Regions from separate parts of the Homo sapiens genome. Here regions 2 and 3 are each linked to region 1. Evidence: read pairs that join two places in POLR2A ChIA-PET (ENCODE). Cell type or tissue: PC-9. All regions are shown on one strand.

Region 1 (5,000 bases):
CCCAGTGGGCCTCATTTACCCTTGGCCACCAGGGAAGAGGAGCCAGGGCCCCAGGCCAGTGCCATGGGGCAGAAGGCAGGGCCTCTGGGCCTGGTGCTTTGGGGACGCAGAGGCAGCACAACGTGTCACAGTTGTCCTCCTGGGGGCTCTTCCCCTCCAGTTTATCTGCTGCTCTGGATTAATCTCCCCTCCTCCCATGTCACCACTGGGGAGGGGGCAGTGGGGCAGGCCCCTGTGACCTACAGCCAGAGATAAGTCCACAGAGAAAGGCACTGGGGTGACCTCTGCTCTGGGCACGTGGCGGGTGCCTCCACTTGTCAGGAAGCCTGACCCCCAATCCCCTCCCGCCTGACAGCTTCCCGACAGCTGCCTGCCAGCCGAGGGCCTGGAAGGGGACCGGCCACTCAAGACTCTCAAGACAAGGAAGCATGTTCACCTCCAACAAACATACCTTGTCCTGCCTGTCCTCAAGTTATCAGCATGACACAGCGGTGCTGGTGATGGTGATGGTGGAGGTTTCAAAGTTGAACCTGATGAAAACGCTCCACTTCTTCGGAGCCATCTGCTGCTGTGGTGACGGAGTTTTGCTTTATTGGAAAATAATTTCTGGTTGGGACTGACACGTGCACAGTGGAAATGAGTTTTTTCTAAGCCAAAATTCATGTTTACAAAAGAACGTTTCAGCTGTGGGAGTTTGCATCCCAGGCAGAGCAGAAGGTGATCGAGTGGGTGGGGGCATCAGAGCCACCCATCTCCTACTCCCGCACCTGCAGACCGGTGGGCTAGGAGGCCCCTTACCCTCTGTGGCAAAAAAGGACACATTTATGGATGATGAATCAGGCCCCAGCCCACTGAGCTGGTTTCAGAAGCCAGGCTGGCCGTAGGTCAGGGAGCCAGGCCTCTCCAACTCCTTCCACCGCGGAAGAACAAGTGTCCCAGCCACTGGCATCCTCAGAGTCACCCAAATGTTCATCTCTGCCCAGCGCTGACACCCTGCAAATCAGGCTAAGACAGCGGTGACGGGCCCTGAGGCTGGCAGGCCTAAGCAGCCCGGTGGCCGTGCACCCTCCCAATTTCCAAATGAGACCTGTGGCCGACAGGCACCCTGGGCACATGCTGAAGGCACTGGGCTGCCTCCACCCCTTCCCATGTGGCTAAATGGCCCAGCACCCACACACGGTGCCCTGGCAGTGCTCACCTGCTGGCAAGGACAGCCAAAAGGCCCGGGCAGCCTTCTGACGCAGCCAGGAACTGGGCTGTGCTCCACCACACCTGCTGGCCCGTGGATGCCAGGCAGGCACGCCCACCCATAGCCAGATGTGGTGGCATTTATGGGATACGGGAGTGCCAGGCAGACAGGCTGTGAGAGACAGTTGCCTGGGAAACATCGCCAGATCTTTGGGGCAGCAGAGCAGGTGCTCGGGCCCACACATGGGGTGCAAGAGTAGGGGTGTGCCTTGGTGCCCTTGGGCACCGACAGCCTCCTCACAGCCTCAGTGGCGGGGTCATGGCACAGGCCTGCCCCTGACCCCAAGAACCAGAAAGCCAGGAGCAGCTGGGGAGGGCCCTGGCCCGGGAGAGACAGCGGTCCTGTTTCTGAACCCCATCCCAGCCATGGCCTGTGTCTGGGCCAGCATCCCCGACCAGACAGGGCCAGCCGCCCTCTCTCAAAGTCCCCAGCACCCCTTCAAGCAGTATCCGGTTCACACCCTCCCACAGCCTGTCCTCCATCCCCACGTGTCGGGCTCAGCTTCCGCACCACTCAGCCCCCACCCAGGGGCGGGCTTTTATCAGCCCCAGATCCTGCTCTGACGTCCCCCCGCCCGGAGAAGCTTCCCCAGCCCAGCCCAGCCCAGCCCAGCCCAGGCTTCTCTCTCCACCCCACTGCCCTGCTGGGAAATTGTGAGCTCAGATGCTGATTGGTCTACCCAGGAGGGCGGTCCTGTGTGCTCTGTTCCCTGGGAAGCCTCTCAGAGTGCGCGGCACCAAGGAGCCGGTCAGGGAGTGGAGACCTCTCAGGGCACCCCTCCTCTGGGGAAGGCAAGTCACAGAAACCAAGCTGGAGGAGCACTGTGGGTTGAGCAGCGTCTCCGAAGACTCATGTCCACCAGTACCTGAGAAAGTGGCCTCGCTCGGAAGCAAGGTCTGTGCCGATATAATCAAACCAGGATGAGGCGATACTGGGTTAGGGTTGGCCCTGAATGCAGTGTGAGCAGTGTTCTTGTAAGAAAAGGAAAATTGTCCGGGTGCAGTGTCTCACGCCTGCAATCCCAGCACTTTGGGAGGCCGAGGCGGGCAGATCACTTGAGGTCAGGAGTTCTAGACCAGCCTGGCCAACATAGTGAAACCCCGTCTCTACTAAAAAACACAAAAATTAGCTGGGTGTGGTGGTGGGCGCCTGTAGTCTCAGCTACTCGGGAGGCTGAGGCAGGAGAATCGCTTGAACCCAGAAGGCAGAGGTTGCAGTGAGCCAAGATTGTGCCATTTTACTCCAGCCTGGGCAACAGAGCAAGACTCCGTCTCAAAAAAAAAAGAGAGAGAGAAAGAAAAGGAAAATTGGCCAGGTGCTGTGGCTCATGCCTGTAATTTCAGCACTTTGGGAGGCCGAGGCAGGTGGATCATGTGAGGTCAGGAGTTCGAGACCAGCCTGAAAGACATCGTGAAACCCCATCTCTACTAAAGATACAAAATTAGCTGGGTGTGGTGGTGGGCACCTGTAATCCCAGCTACTTAGGAGGCTGAGGCAGGAGAATCGCTTGAACCCAGGAGGCGGAGGTTGCGATAGGCCGAGATCGTGCTGTTGCACTCCAGCCTGGGCGACAAGAGCAAAACTCTATCTCAAAAAAAAAAAAAAAAAGGTAAGGAAAATTTGGACACAGAGACACAGGAAGGAGGCTTTGGGGTTGGGGGTGGAGCAGCTGCACGCCAGGGAATGCCGGGGGCCCGGGGCTGGAAGGGGCAGGCAGCAGCCACCCAGAGCCTTTAGGCGGAGCTCCACCCTCCCAACCACTGATTTTGGACACCAGCTGCCTGAACTGTGAGAATATACATGTCACTCGTTTTAGGCTCCCAGTGTGTGGTCATTTTTTCACAGCAGCCCCAGGAGACACGCAGCAGGCTCCCGGCTTTCCAAGCCGCCACGCACCAAGTTCAGCTTGAAAACGCTGAGCCCAGCTGGGTGCGGGGAGCCCTCGGTCTCCTGTCCACCACACCCGGAGCTGAGGAAGAGGCTCCCCCATGGGCCAAGAGCTGGAAGGGGGCCCTTGGAGGATCCCCCAAGGTCCTCCAAGTGGGCCAGGAAACCTCTGCAGGTGGAGAGGGTGGCTGGGACCCCCTCGGGAGTCCCCAGGGAAGGTCTGGCTTCTCGGCTCTGTAGAATCAGCTTTGTCCCCAGTTCAGCACGTTTTTATGGGAAATCTGCTGGCTGGGGACAGCCCTTGATGTCCTGAGATGAGATGCTGCCTGGTCCCTGCACCTTCCAGGACCCAGCTCACCTGTGGCGCACAGGTTTCCACTTGTCATAGGAAACTGTGCTTGGTGCATCCCCTGTGCAGCCGGCTGTGAACTGTGGGCTCCAACCCTGCTTGGTTTGCTTCAACTTTCTGAGTGACGTGCAGACCTTCACAGAGGAGCCGTGGGGTGGCTCCATCCAACGCCTCCCTCGCTGCCCCTGTGTTGGAAAATAAGGACAGTGGGTGGCCTGGGCCCTGCGCATCCTCCAGAGGGTCAGGGACACGCACGGTGAGCGACCTCTGTAGGCTCGAAGGCACAGCCTGGAAGGACTGGGACACCCGTGGGCAGGGAGCAAGAAGGCACCGCCGGGGGCTTAGGTCTTCTTTGTTCATCTGGTAGAATTGCTGACTTTTAGAGAAAGGGACCTGAGGCTGGGCACGGTGGCTCACACCTGTCAAATCTCAGCACTTTGGAAGGCCAAGGCGGGTGTATCACCTGAGGCCAGAAGTTCAAGACCAGCCTGACCAATATGGTAAAACCCCATCTCTACTAAAAATACAAAATTTAGCCGGGCGTGGTGCCGTGCGCCCATAGTCCCAGTTATGTGGGAGGCTGAGACAGGAGAATTGCTTGAACCTGGGAGGCGGAGGTTGCAGTGAGCCAAGATTGTGCCACTGCACTCCAGCCTGGGTGACAGAGCAAAACTCCAACTCAAAAAAAACAAAAAGTCTGGGCGCGGTGGCTCATGCCTGTAATACCAGCACTTTGGGAGGCCAAGGCAGGCGGATCACGAAGTCAGGAGCTTGAGACCATCTTGGCTAACACGGTGAAACCCTGTTTCTACTAAAAATACAAAAAATTAGCTGGGCGTGCTGGTGGGCACCTGTAGTCCCAGCTACTTGGGAGGCTGAGGCAGGAGAAAGGCGTGAACCCGGGAGGCGGAGCTTGCAGTGAGCCGAGATAGTGCCACTGCCCTCCAGCCTGGGCGACAGAGCGAGACTCTGTCTCAAAAAAAAAAAAAAAAGAAGAAGAAGAAGAAAAAGAAAAAGTGGCCTGAAAGTTATGGCCCAAAAATGGGCCTGATTTTCTGTTTCTCTTTTCCCCTGGGTGCTCCCTCAGGGACTGTTTGGAGAACCAGGCTCCAGGAGGCCCCTGTGCAGACTCCGGGCTGTCCTGCAAACCCCAGCACCGTGTGGCCTTGGCCCAGGGCTGCTCTCCCCTACCAGGTACCCGAGGAGGAGGTGGCCTCTGTTCCTTCCAGCTATGCCCTCCATATGTGCCACCGGACCCCATCACCACGAGCCCCAGCTAAGTGACAGCCAACAACCCTACTTCTGTTTTTGTTTTAGAGACAGGGTCTTGCACTGTTGCCCAGGCTGGAGTGCAGTGGCGAAATCTCGATTCACTGCAACCTCCACCTCCTCGGTTCAAGCAATCCTCAACACCTCTTTATTTTTATTTTATTTATTTATTGAGACAGAGTCTCCCTCTGTTACCCAAGCTGGAGTCTAGTGGCATGATCTCGGCTCACTGCAACTGATGCTTCC
Region 2 (5,000 bases), 170 kb after region 1:
GCACTCCAGCCTGGACAATAAAGCAAGACCCAGTCTCAAAAAAAAAAAAAGGCGGGGGGCAGTGGCTGATGCCTGTAATCCCAGCACTTTGGGAGGCCGAGGGTGGTGGATCAAGAAGTCAGGAGATTGAGATCATCCTGGCTAGCAGGGTGAAACCCTGTCTGTACTAAAAAAATACAAAAAAATTAGCCGGGCATGGTGGCAGGCGCCTGTAGTCTCAGCTACTCAGGAGGCTGAGGCAGGAGAATGGTGTGAACCCAGGAGGTGGAGCTTGCAGTGAGCCGAGATTGAGCCACTGCACTCTAGCCTGGATGACAGAGCAAAACTCAGTCTCAGAAAAAAAAAAAAAAAAAAAAGAAGACAGACAATAGCAAGTACTGAGGAGGGTGTAAAGCCATTGGAACCCTCTTTCATTGCTGGAGGTAATGTAAAAACCTTGCAGCTTTTCATGTTCAGACTGAAAAGGAAGAAGTAAAACTGTATTTATTTATAAACAATATGATCGTATATAGAGAAAATCTTAAGGAATCCTCTAAGAAACTAGTAGAACTAATAAATGAGTAAAGCAAGTCAAAGGAAATGAGGTCAATATGTAAAAATCAATTGTAGTCTACGGCAACCTCTGAAATGAAGTTAAGAAAATTCTACTCATGATGGCATAAAAAGAATAAACAAATTTATCAGCATTTAGAAATAATTAATAAAATAATTATAATTCAATATCTAATAAATAACATTATTATGTATTAATAGCTTTCACAAAGAAGTGCAAGATGTGTGCTGAAAGGAACAAGACGCTGGTGATAAAGTAAGAACTCTACCTAAATGGAGAGATGCTTCTGTGTTCATGAGATGGAGGCCTCAGTGTTGGTAAGATTTCATCTGGACATTCTCTCCAGAGGGGTTCAACGCACCTCCATCAACATTCCAGCAGCCTTCTTTTGTTGTTGTTGCAGAAGTTGGCAAACTGATCTTAAAATTTTATACAGAAATGTAAAGGTCCCAGCAGAGTCAAGATCATTTTGAAAAGGAAAAACAAAACTGGAGGACTCTCCAATTGGAAAACGTGCTAAAAGCAACAAGAATCCAGATAGCGTGGCCCTGGCATAGACTGAGGATAAATCAGGATAGACAGATCAGTGGAGCAGACGGGGGGTCCAGGCATCAACCCTGACTCTTAGGGCTGACTGATTTTCAACCAAGGTGCCAGGGCAACTCAACGGCAAAAGGACGGTGTTCTCAACAAATGATGCTGGGATGATTGAACATCCCCATGAAGAAAAGATGAATTTAGAACTTTATCTTTTCCATAAAAAATAACTCACACTGGATCCCAGGCCTAAATGTAAGAGCTAGAACTATAAGAGTTCTGGAGGGATACGAGAAAATCTTTGTGAAACTTGGGTTAGGCAAAGAATTCTTAAATACGGTACCAAAACTATGCTCCATAAAAGAAAAAATGGACAAACTGGACTTCAGCAAAATGAAAAACTTTTGCTGTTCCAAAGATAGCATTAGGCAAATGAAAAGATGAGCCGTAGGTGGACGGAAAGCATTTGCAAAGACATATCTGATAAAGGACTTATATCCGCAATAGGTAAAGAACTCTATAGCTAAAAATAAGAAGACAACCTTTTTTTCATTTTTTTTTCTTCTTTTTTTTTTTTTTTAAATGAGACAGGGTCTCCCTCTGTCACCCAGGCTAGAGTGTAGTGGTGCAGTCACGGGGCTCACTGTAGCCTCAACCTGCTGGGCTCAAGGGACTCTCCCAATTTCAGCCTTCCGAGTAGCTGGGACCACACGCATGCACTACCATGACCAGCTAATTAAAAACAATTTTGGTTTTTTTTTTTAGGGATGGGGTCTCACTATATTGCCCAGGCTGGTCTTGATCTCCTGGACTTGGCCGGGCACGGTGGCTCACGTCTGTAATCCCAGCACTTTGGGAGGCCAAGGCGGGTGGATCACGAGGTCAGGAGATCGAGACCATCCTGGCCAACACGGTGAAACCCCGTCTCTACTAAAAAAAAATACAAGAAATTAGCTGGGCGTGGTGGTGGGCGCCTGTAGTCCCAGCTACTCGGGAGGCTGAGGCAGAAGAATCGCTTGAACCTGGGAGGCGGAGCTTGCAGTGAGCCGAGATCGTGCCACCGCACTCCAGCCCGGGTGACACAGCGAGACTCTGTCTCCAAACAACAACAACAACCACAACAACAACAACACCAAGAAGAAAGATCTCCTGGGCTCTAGTGATCCTCGCACCTCAGCCTCCCGAAGTGCTGGGATTTTAGGTGTGAGCCACTGTGCCTGACTGATAGTCTAATTTTTAAAAAATGGGTACAATATTTGAATAGACATTTCTCCAAAGAAGATAAACAAACAGCCAATCAACACAGCGAGAGCCACTCATCGTCATCACTCGTTAGGGAAATGCGAATCAAAATCACGAGGAGCTATCACTTCACACCCACAGGGCAGCTATTACAAAAAGACACAATTCCAAGTGTTGGGAAGACGCAGAGAAATCTGAACCTTCATGCATTACTGGTGGGACTGTAAAATGCTGCAGCAATTTTGGAAAAACAGTTTAGCAGTTTCTTTAAAAGTTTAGGCCAGGCGCGGTGGCTCACGCCTGTAATCCCAGCACTTTGGGAGGCTGGGGCGGGCTGATCACCTGAGGTCGGGAGTTCGAGACCAGCCTGACCAACATGGCGAAACCCCATCTCTACTCAAAATACAAAATTAGTGGGGCATGATGGCACATGCCTGTAATCCCAGCTACTCAGGAGGCCAAGGCAGAATCACTTGAACGCGGGAGGCGGAGGTTGCGGAGAGCCGACATTGCACCACTGCACTCCAGCCTGGACAGCAAGAGTGAAACTCCATCTCAAAAAAAAAAAAAAAAAGTTCAAACATAAATCTACCATGTGATCCAGCAATTCCATTCATAGGTGCATACCCATGAGAAATGAAAACACATTCACACAAAAACTTGTATACACATGTCCACAGCAGCACTATTCATAACAGCCCAAGGTACAAACAACTGCGATGGCCAGCAGCGGATGAGTGGGGAAGCAGAAAGTAGCCCCTCACTAGAATGGAAGACTGTTCCTCCTAAAAAGGAAGGACACTCTGACACACGTGCACGCGTGCCCCCCCACACGTATACACATTCAGACCTGTGCACACCTGTGCAAGGCATACACACATATGCACACACATACAGGAGCACGCACATCACACAATATGTGCACACATGCTTGCACACACACCCAAGGCTGCCCTGACTGGCAGGGAAGCTGGCACACCTGCGACCTCTCTGCCAGGCTCTGGGCACGAAGTCACTGCTGTGCCTCAGGAGCCACATGCAACATCTCGTCCGCATCTTCACTGCTTAAGAACCTGCTGCCTGTTTCTCTTTTGGAAACGTTAGGTCATCTCCCCCTGGAGATGCTTACTCTTGGCAATTTCCCCGTGGTCCTGCAGCAGCTGAACGTTCACCGAGAAGGGAGACCCTTGGGCCACTTCCATCACCTCCGGACCCAAGATCACGATCCTCGTAGCTTGTTCTGGGAGAGGACAGAGTGTGGCTTTAGCGGTGACTGGCATGGTCCCCCACCCACCCCATGGCTGAGTCAGCAGTGGGCACCCCAGGAACCGACCAGAGCCCAGTGTGGCAGCTGGAACACAAGCACATGCGGGGGCCGACCCTCCGCAAACCACCTTGCAGAGCAGCGACCTGGGCAGTCGTCCACACTCAGACCGTGAGGCTCGGCTCTGCTGGCCTGGAGCACTGTGGAATCGAACCAAGTGGACCACCGGGGCCACGGAGCATGCAAGAGACACAAGTGGGCGGTGTGGGGCTGTTGGGTTTTCCTGCCCGTGGAATGTTCCCGCACGTCTTCCCGCTGGTCGGGATTTAGGCCCTGCATTCCCTGCATCTGAGTCAGCACCCTGAGGTGCTGGACCTGGGACTAGGGCAAGGCCTGGCAAGGGTGGGTCCACCGGCTGGCCAGTGCCTCCTGGCAGCCAGGGCCGCCCCTGCTCCACCGGGGCCTGCAGGGCATCGCTGTGGGTGGTGTCGTCACACCGCATCCTGCTGCCCACCGCCCCTGCCCCCACCTGCCATCCCTGACTCTCCCCTATGGATTGGCCTCCAGCAAAGCACAATGGAGGGGCTTTAAAAGCAGATGCTGAGAGAACACCTGGGATCTGAGGCTGCCTCAAAAGGCAGCACAGGCGATGCCGGGTGCACAGGGTGGCGGGTGCCCCGGACTTCATGGTAATGGTGGGGCTGGGGAAGGGCCTGAAGCTCTGGCCCCTGTGGGAGCTCCTGCTGTGTTCTGGGGGCAAAGCCAGAGCCCACCTTGGCTCGGAGGGAGACCCTCCTCGGGGTGAAGCCAGACTGCGTCCTGCACCTCTTGCCCCGTTTTTCCCACCTAGAAATTTCAACAAGGGCCAAGAGACTTTTTTGGGAGGAGGGGCTGGGATCTGGATTCTTTCCCTTGAGGTGAGGTCACCAAGACACTCCTGGAGGGCTCTGCTGAGGATCCAGGGGCCCCTCACGGAGACTCCACCTGAGGGAGAAGCACCTGGGCCGGGACCCAGGCTCGGCCTCCATCCCAGGATCCCCTGCAGGGTGCACTGTGTGCGTGCGGGTGCTGGGACCCACCTCTCAGTGCTCCCCAGGCACCTGGCCACTCCTGCCTTCCCGAAGATCTCAGCCTCCACGAGGAGCCCGGGGCCAGCGGGTCTGTGCTGAGGGCAGCAGTTACTGTCACCCGTCACCCCTGTGACCTCTCCCAGCTAACAGGTCTTGGTCCCCCAAGGTCCTCCAACCCAGGAGGTATGTGTGGGGCTGCCTGGGCTGAGACCTTGCAGGTGCCCCGGCGCAGGGCCAGAGTCGGTGCTGGCGGCACCTGCACCTGTGTCGTGAACTTGGCCCCGAGGTTTGGATGAGTGTTGTGTCCCTGGCTAGACTGACCCCTGGGGTGGCA
Region 3 (5,000 bases), 180 kb after region 1:
TGTCTCCTTGAGTTTCTCCTACTATAGATGGGTGGATCAGAGCTGATGTAGGAGGTGCCAAGGGCATGATCCGAGGTGGGCAGAGGTGAAGGCCAGGAGAGAGAGAAGAAAGGACTTACCACTTTCTAGTCTTTTCAGAACATAAAATGATCTCTAAAAATAAACGAACAGCCGGCGCTGGTTGGGGTGTGGCTGGAGGGGCAGGGCAGTTCTAAGAGGCAACTCAGTGTCCAAGAAGGTCCCAGCGCCTACCTCGTGGCCCTGATCGATGGTTTAAGCTCCCAGGGAAGAAGTCAAAAGGCCAAACTCCTGTGCACAAAGGCACTCCACAAAGCCTGGCAGCACCAAACATGGTGAGGGGCAGGTGCTCACGGGTGGGGGCAGCTGGTGGCCAGGACTGGGGGAGACTACAGCTGCCAAGAAGCGTCAAAGAGGGGGAGACCGGGTGCGCAGTGGTGGCCACGGCTGACAGTGGGTGGGCTTGCATCTCAATTGTGGTTATTGTTAAGAGGGCTAAACTCATTAGGGTAACCTTTTACAAAAATAACAGAAAATAACCAGTGTTGGTGAGGCTGGGGAGGAACTGGAACTGTGTGCACTGTGGGCAGGAAGGTAAAAGGGTGAGGCCGCTGTGGAGAACAGCATGGCGGTTCCTCAAAAATTAAAAACAGAATCACCATCCGATGCAGCAGTCTCACCTCTGGGGCTGTGGCCCACAGGGCCTTGAAGAGTTCTCTGTGCAGCCGTATTCACAGCAGCATCACCCACAGGACCCAGGAGGGGAAGCCTCCCCAGAGTCCACCCACAGATGGGCAGAGAAGCGTGTCTGTCCACACGGGGTGGTGGTGGTGGGGGGTGCGGGCCCGGCTCAGCCTTAGCAAGGAAGGAGGAGCTGGCACAGGCTCCAGCATGGAGGCTTCTGGGGACACCGCGCCGGGTGAAACAAGCCTGGCACGAAAGGACACCACTCACAGGAGGCCCTGAGATCAGCAGAGTCTACAAACACACAGTGGAACAGTGGCTGCCAGGGGTTGGAGCGTGGGGAGTTCGTGCTGGATGGGGACAGAGGTTCGGGTGGGAAGCTGACAAAGTTCTGGAGGTGGATGTGGTTGTGGCTACACGAAATGTGCCCGTGCCTCCTGCCACGCCACTGCACGCTTAAAAGTGGTCACGGCCCAGCGCAGCGGCTCACGCCTGAAATCCCAGCCCTTTGGGGGCCAAGGCAGAAGCACTTGGGGCCCAGGAATTGGAGATTAGCCTGGGCAACACAGTGAGACCTCGCCTCTTCAAAACAAAAAGTAGTTAAGATGCTAAGTTTTACGTTACATGGATTTTACCATGACAAAATGGTTAGTGTTTTGGTTTTTTATTTTTTTGAGACAGGGTCTTGCTCTGTCACCCAGGCTGGAGTGCAGTGGGCGTGATCTCAGCTCACTACAACCTCTGCCTCCCAGGTTCAAGCGATCCTCCCTCCTCAGCCTCCTGAGGAGCTGGGGCCACAGGTGTGTACCACCATGCTTAGCTAATTTTGTATTGTTTAAAACTTCTTTTGTAGAGACAGGGTCTCCCTGTGTTGCCCAGGCTGGTCTTGAACTCCTGGGCTCAAGCAGTCCTCCCACCTCGGCCTCCCAAAGTGCTGAGAGTACAGGTGTGAGCCACTGTGCCTGGTCGACAAAATGTTTTTTAAAGCGGGCTAAATATTTGACTAATGACACCACAAGCAACGGCTGTCCCCTCACTCTGGACAGCTCTCGGGATGTGCGGCCTGACCCCCGTCTCTGGCGGCTGCTGCCTCTCCGGGTCGATGCCGTTTTCTCTCCAGGTTGAAGGTGGAGGAGAGGCACTGTGACCGGAGGGCCCAGCGCTAAGATGCAGAGCAGAGAACTGAGCAGCTGAGCCAAGAGAGCCTCGCTTCTCCTCATTATCCAGAGTCCAAGGGACAGACCTGGTAATGTCTTCTTGCACAAACAGCCATGTGAAAACCTCCTGCCTCTGAAGCGTGGTCTGGCAGCCACGGCTGTGCTGCGTGGGAGGCGGCCCCGGCCCAGTCCTGACCTGAGGGGATGGGAGCCCAGCCTGTCCTTTTGGCCTCGGGCGCCCTTCTCAGCGTCTACATCGGTCTGGGCAGGAGGAATGCCTGGAGAAGGCGCTGGAGGAGCAGGCAGCTCACTGGCCATGGTCTGCCCGTGCCTGCAGGTGTCAGCAGCGTGGACGAGGCCAGGGGACTGCTGCCACCAGTGACACTGCCCAGAGCACCCCGTGGGGCAGCAAGCACCAGCACACAGCAGTGTCCCCAGGGAGCTCAAGCCACGGGCCTGCCTGGGGAGGGTGTGCGGGCCTCGGTTGGCAGGCGGTCCCAGGGCCTGCCCAGGTCTCCCAGTCCTCTGGGCCTGGACGGCAGAGGAGTGGGGAGGTCATGTTATAACCCCAGGGAATGTAGGTCACGCGAAGGGTTTGGCACCAAGACTCTCGCAGAAATCCTCTGCAAAACCCTCTGCAGAATTCAAGGTTTTACCACCAAGGGGAGAAACCATCCCAAGCAGAAAGGCCTGGGGGGCCGCTTGGGGGCCCGGCTCTCAGGAGTACCCAGCCAGCCCTTGGGCCCAGTGGCCATCCCAGGCCATCCTCCCCCGTCCAAACTCATGGCTTGGGAATAAGCTCTGGGCTCCCGGGGAGGAGCTGCCTCCCTCCAGCAAGGCCCGGGCCAGTGTGGTGCCGGGACAGGGCTGGGCTGCCCCCTGGTGGATGCGCTGAGCACCCTGGTGCTGTCAGCCCAGGAGGGAGGGCGCCGTCCCTTGCCTGGTCCTCTCTCTTGGCCCAGGGCGCTGGTGACCAGCAAGCAGTGTGGACCCGAGTTGGCGCCTGGGTAGTAGCCAGGGGACCTGTGGGACAGAACAGCCTCTGGGGACAGGGCTAGGCTGGGAGTGGGGGTGGGGAGGACAAAGCTGTCCATGGTCCTCTGGAAGAACAGGAGCTGCTTCTCGCCCGGCCCAGGCCGGAGGGGATGGCCCTGTCTGGCAGCAGGCGGCACCTCTGTGTCCCTGGGCCATGAGACAGGCCCTGACCAGGTCCTCCTGAATCTCAGGGAACATGAGGATTGGGTGAGTGGCTGGGGGCCCCCAGGGCTGTGTTGCCCTGGTGAGGGAGCCTGCCATCCTAGCACCTCAGCTTCCTCACCTATGCCCTGCTCGGACTGGTGGGGATCATGAGCCAATGCACCGAAAGGCTGACAGCAGCGCCTGGCACCCAGGAAGTGAAACCACACACCCGAGCCCAAGCTCCAGAGCTGTGCACCAGCGCCGGCCCCAGCTTTGCCCTAGCCCTGCAAGGCGAGGGAATCGTCATGGTGGCAGTGGGGTGGGGGCCCGGGTGTGCTCGGGTGGGAAGGGGCGGGCAGAAGAGAATTCTGCCCAGGGACTCCCTTAGGCGCACTCTCCCACTGCCACTCTGGACAGTGAAGACAAGGGAGCAGTGGCTGCCCCAGCACGTGGTGAAGTCTGGTCCTGTAGGATGGACACAAGTCCCCAGGGGAGAAGAGGCTACAGCATCTCCTGCATATGGCTCAGGTGAGAACCCGCAGCACCAGCCCAGGCCAGCAGGGGCAGCAACGACGCTGACATGGGCTCCCGTGGTCCAGCAAGGACACTGCCAATGGTCAACTGCCCTGAGCAGGGCTGGCAGACCCCGGAGTGGGTATGGGTGGCACTTTTACCCAAGCAGGATGCTGTTTCAAGAGCAGGGAGGGTGGACATGCATGCGGAGGGGAGCCACACTGCACCTCCCGCCTGACCACCCCTCCAGGGGCCCCACATCTGACCACCTCTGAGGCCCTGCTGCGGGCAGCTGTGCCAGCCAGGATGAGTCTCCCATCCCCACCCCCAACTCCTCCATCCCCATGTGGCCCCATGCCAACTGCCAACCCATCACCTCTCAGTTCCCAGCACCCCCCTTCCTTGCCCACTTTTGCCTGACGGGAACTGGACCCTGTCAACGTTTCTCCTTTGCCAACAAGTGCAATGCCAGGCTTTGTCAACAGAGAACAAGGCGGGACTGTGGGAGGTAGTGTTTCTACTTTAACTCCTATGGCCAGGGCCAGTGGCCTGTGGAACACCCCAGAGTCTGGTCTCTGGCAAGCGTCTCCTGCACCTCAGGGGGAGTTTCCTGAGAAGTAGCTTTGGCCCCTGGCACCCTAGAAAACCTCTCTACCACCTGGGCTGGCAGCCACACCCTCTCTGTGGAGGTCTGAGTCTCAGGAGGGTGCTGGGTTCCTCCTAGTTCCAGGGACCATTCTCTCCAACCACTGCTCCAACTTTCATAGGAGAATCTTGGCAAGGAAGGGAATTCAACTGACATTGTAATTCTGCGACCCACACAATTAAATGTTGCGTTTCTCATCAAAGCAGCCCCGAGGCTCTAAGGAACGAGGGACTCCTCTCCACGGCCACAGCAGTCCTGATTCTCAGGCTGTGACCTGCGCTGCGTTTAGAGACCTGCACGCGTGGTTCCTATCTGTTAGTGCTGCTGGACGCTCAGGGGGCCCCTCACAGCCCTTGCAGTCATGGTCATCTTCGTGGCTGCGACAGCCTCACACAGCAGCACCTGGGTTTCTGAGGCTCTCAATTCCGCTAGTGCCTCACGCCCAGCATGGGGGATGGCTTGGTTAACCGTGAAGCACCCCCACACTGTGGACCAGCAGCCTCCCCTTCCCACCAGCCAGGAGCTCAGGCCTGCAGCCCAGCCCAAGCAGCAACCACACCACTCCCAGACTCCACCGCAGAGGGTCTGTCTCCGGGCCCCCTCCTGACACTGAGACGTTGCTCTTCCTTCTCCTGCCCTTTTTGGTAGCTAGCTGCCTCGTCCTTGTTGGTGACTCTTTCATTACGTTTTTCCCATTGGAGTGATGGGTGTGGTTTCTGTCTCCTGAGTCGTCCTTGTTAGTGATTTTTTCATTACATTTTTCCCCATTGGAGTGATCGGTGTTGCTTCTGCCTCCTGACTGT

What was found. ChIA-PET counts read pairs that join two places held together with the same protein. Peaks named below come from ENCODE experiments on the same cell type or tissue, not always from the same donor. Only the 100,000 strongest peaks of a DNase experiment are listed, where the experiment ranks them.
Region 2: POLR2A ChIA-PET joins it to region 1 with 15 read pairs; 29 of 35 experiments call an interaction of 5 or more read pairs at or near these places.
Region 3: POLR2A ChIA-PET joins it to region 1 with 12 read pairs; 32 of 35 experiments call an interaction of 5 or more read pairs at or near these places.

What each region holds. Positions count from the first base shown.
Region 1 is chr1:2,197,556-2,202,555 of GRCh38, forward strand. It overlaps a transcript of FAAP20 not described here. Among named protein-coding and RNA genes, the nearest start is that of FAAP20, 5.3 kb to the left of the region's middle. RefSeq lists an enhancer at 1,473-2,070. In PC-9, no CTCF peak of the experiment used is centred here; a DNase peak (open chromatin) is centred at 1,926; H3K4me3 peaks cover 986 bases.
Region 2 is chr1:2,369,020-2,374,019 of GRCh38, forward strand. MORN1 (MORN repeat containing 1) reads right to left here. Exons shown (of 14, transcript NM_024848.3): 8 at 3,462-3,572. Among named protein-coding and RNA genes, the nearest start is that of MORN1, 20 kb to the right of the region's middle. In PC-9, no CTCF peak of the experiment used is centred here; no DNase peak of the experiment used is centred here.
Region 3 is chr1:2,379,186-2,384,185 of GRCh38, forward strand. All of the region lies in intron 6 of MORN1 (MORN repeat containing 1), which reads right to left. Among named protein-coding and RNA genes, the nearest start is that of MORN1, 9.9 kb to the right of the region's middle. In PC-9, CTCF peaks have their summits at 2,753 (motif pointing left), 2,954, 3,657 and 3,857; a DNase peak (open chromatin) is centred at 2,755.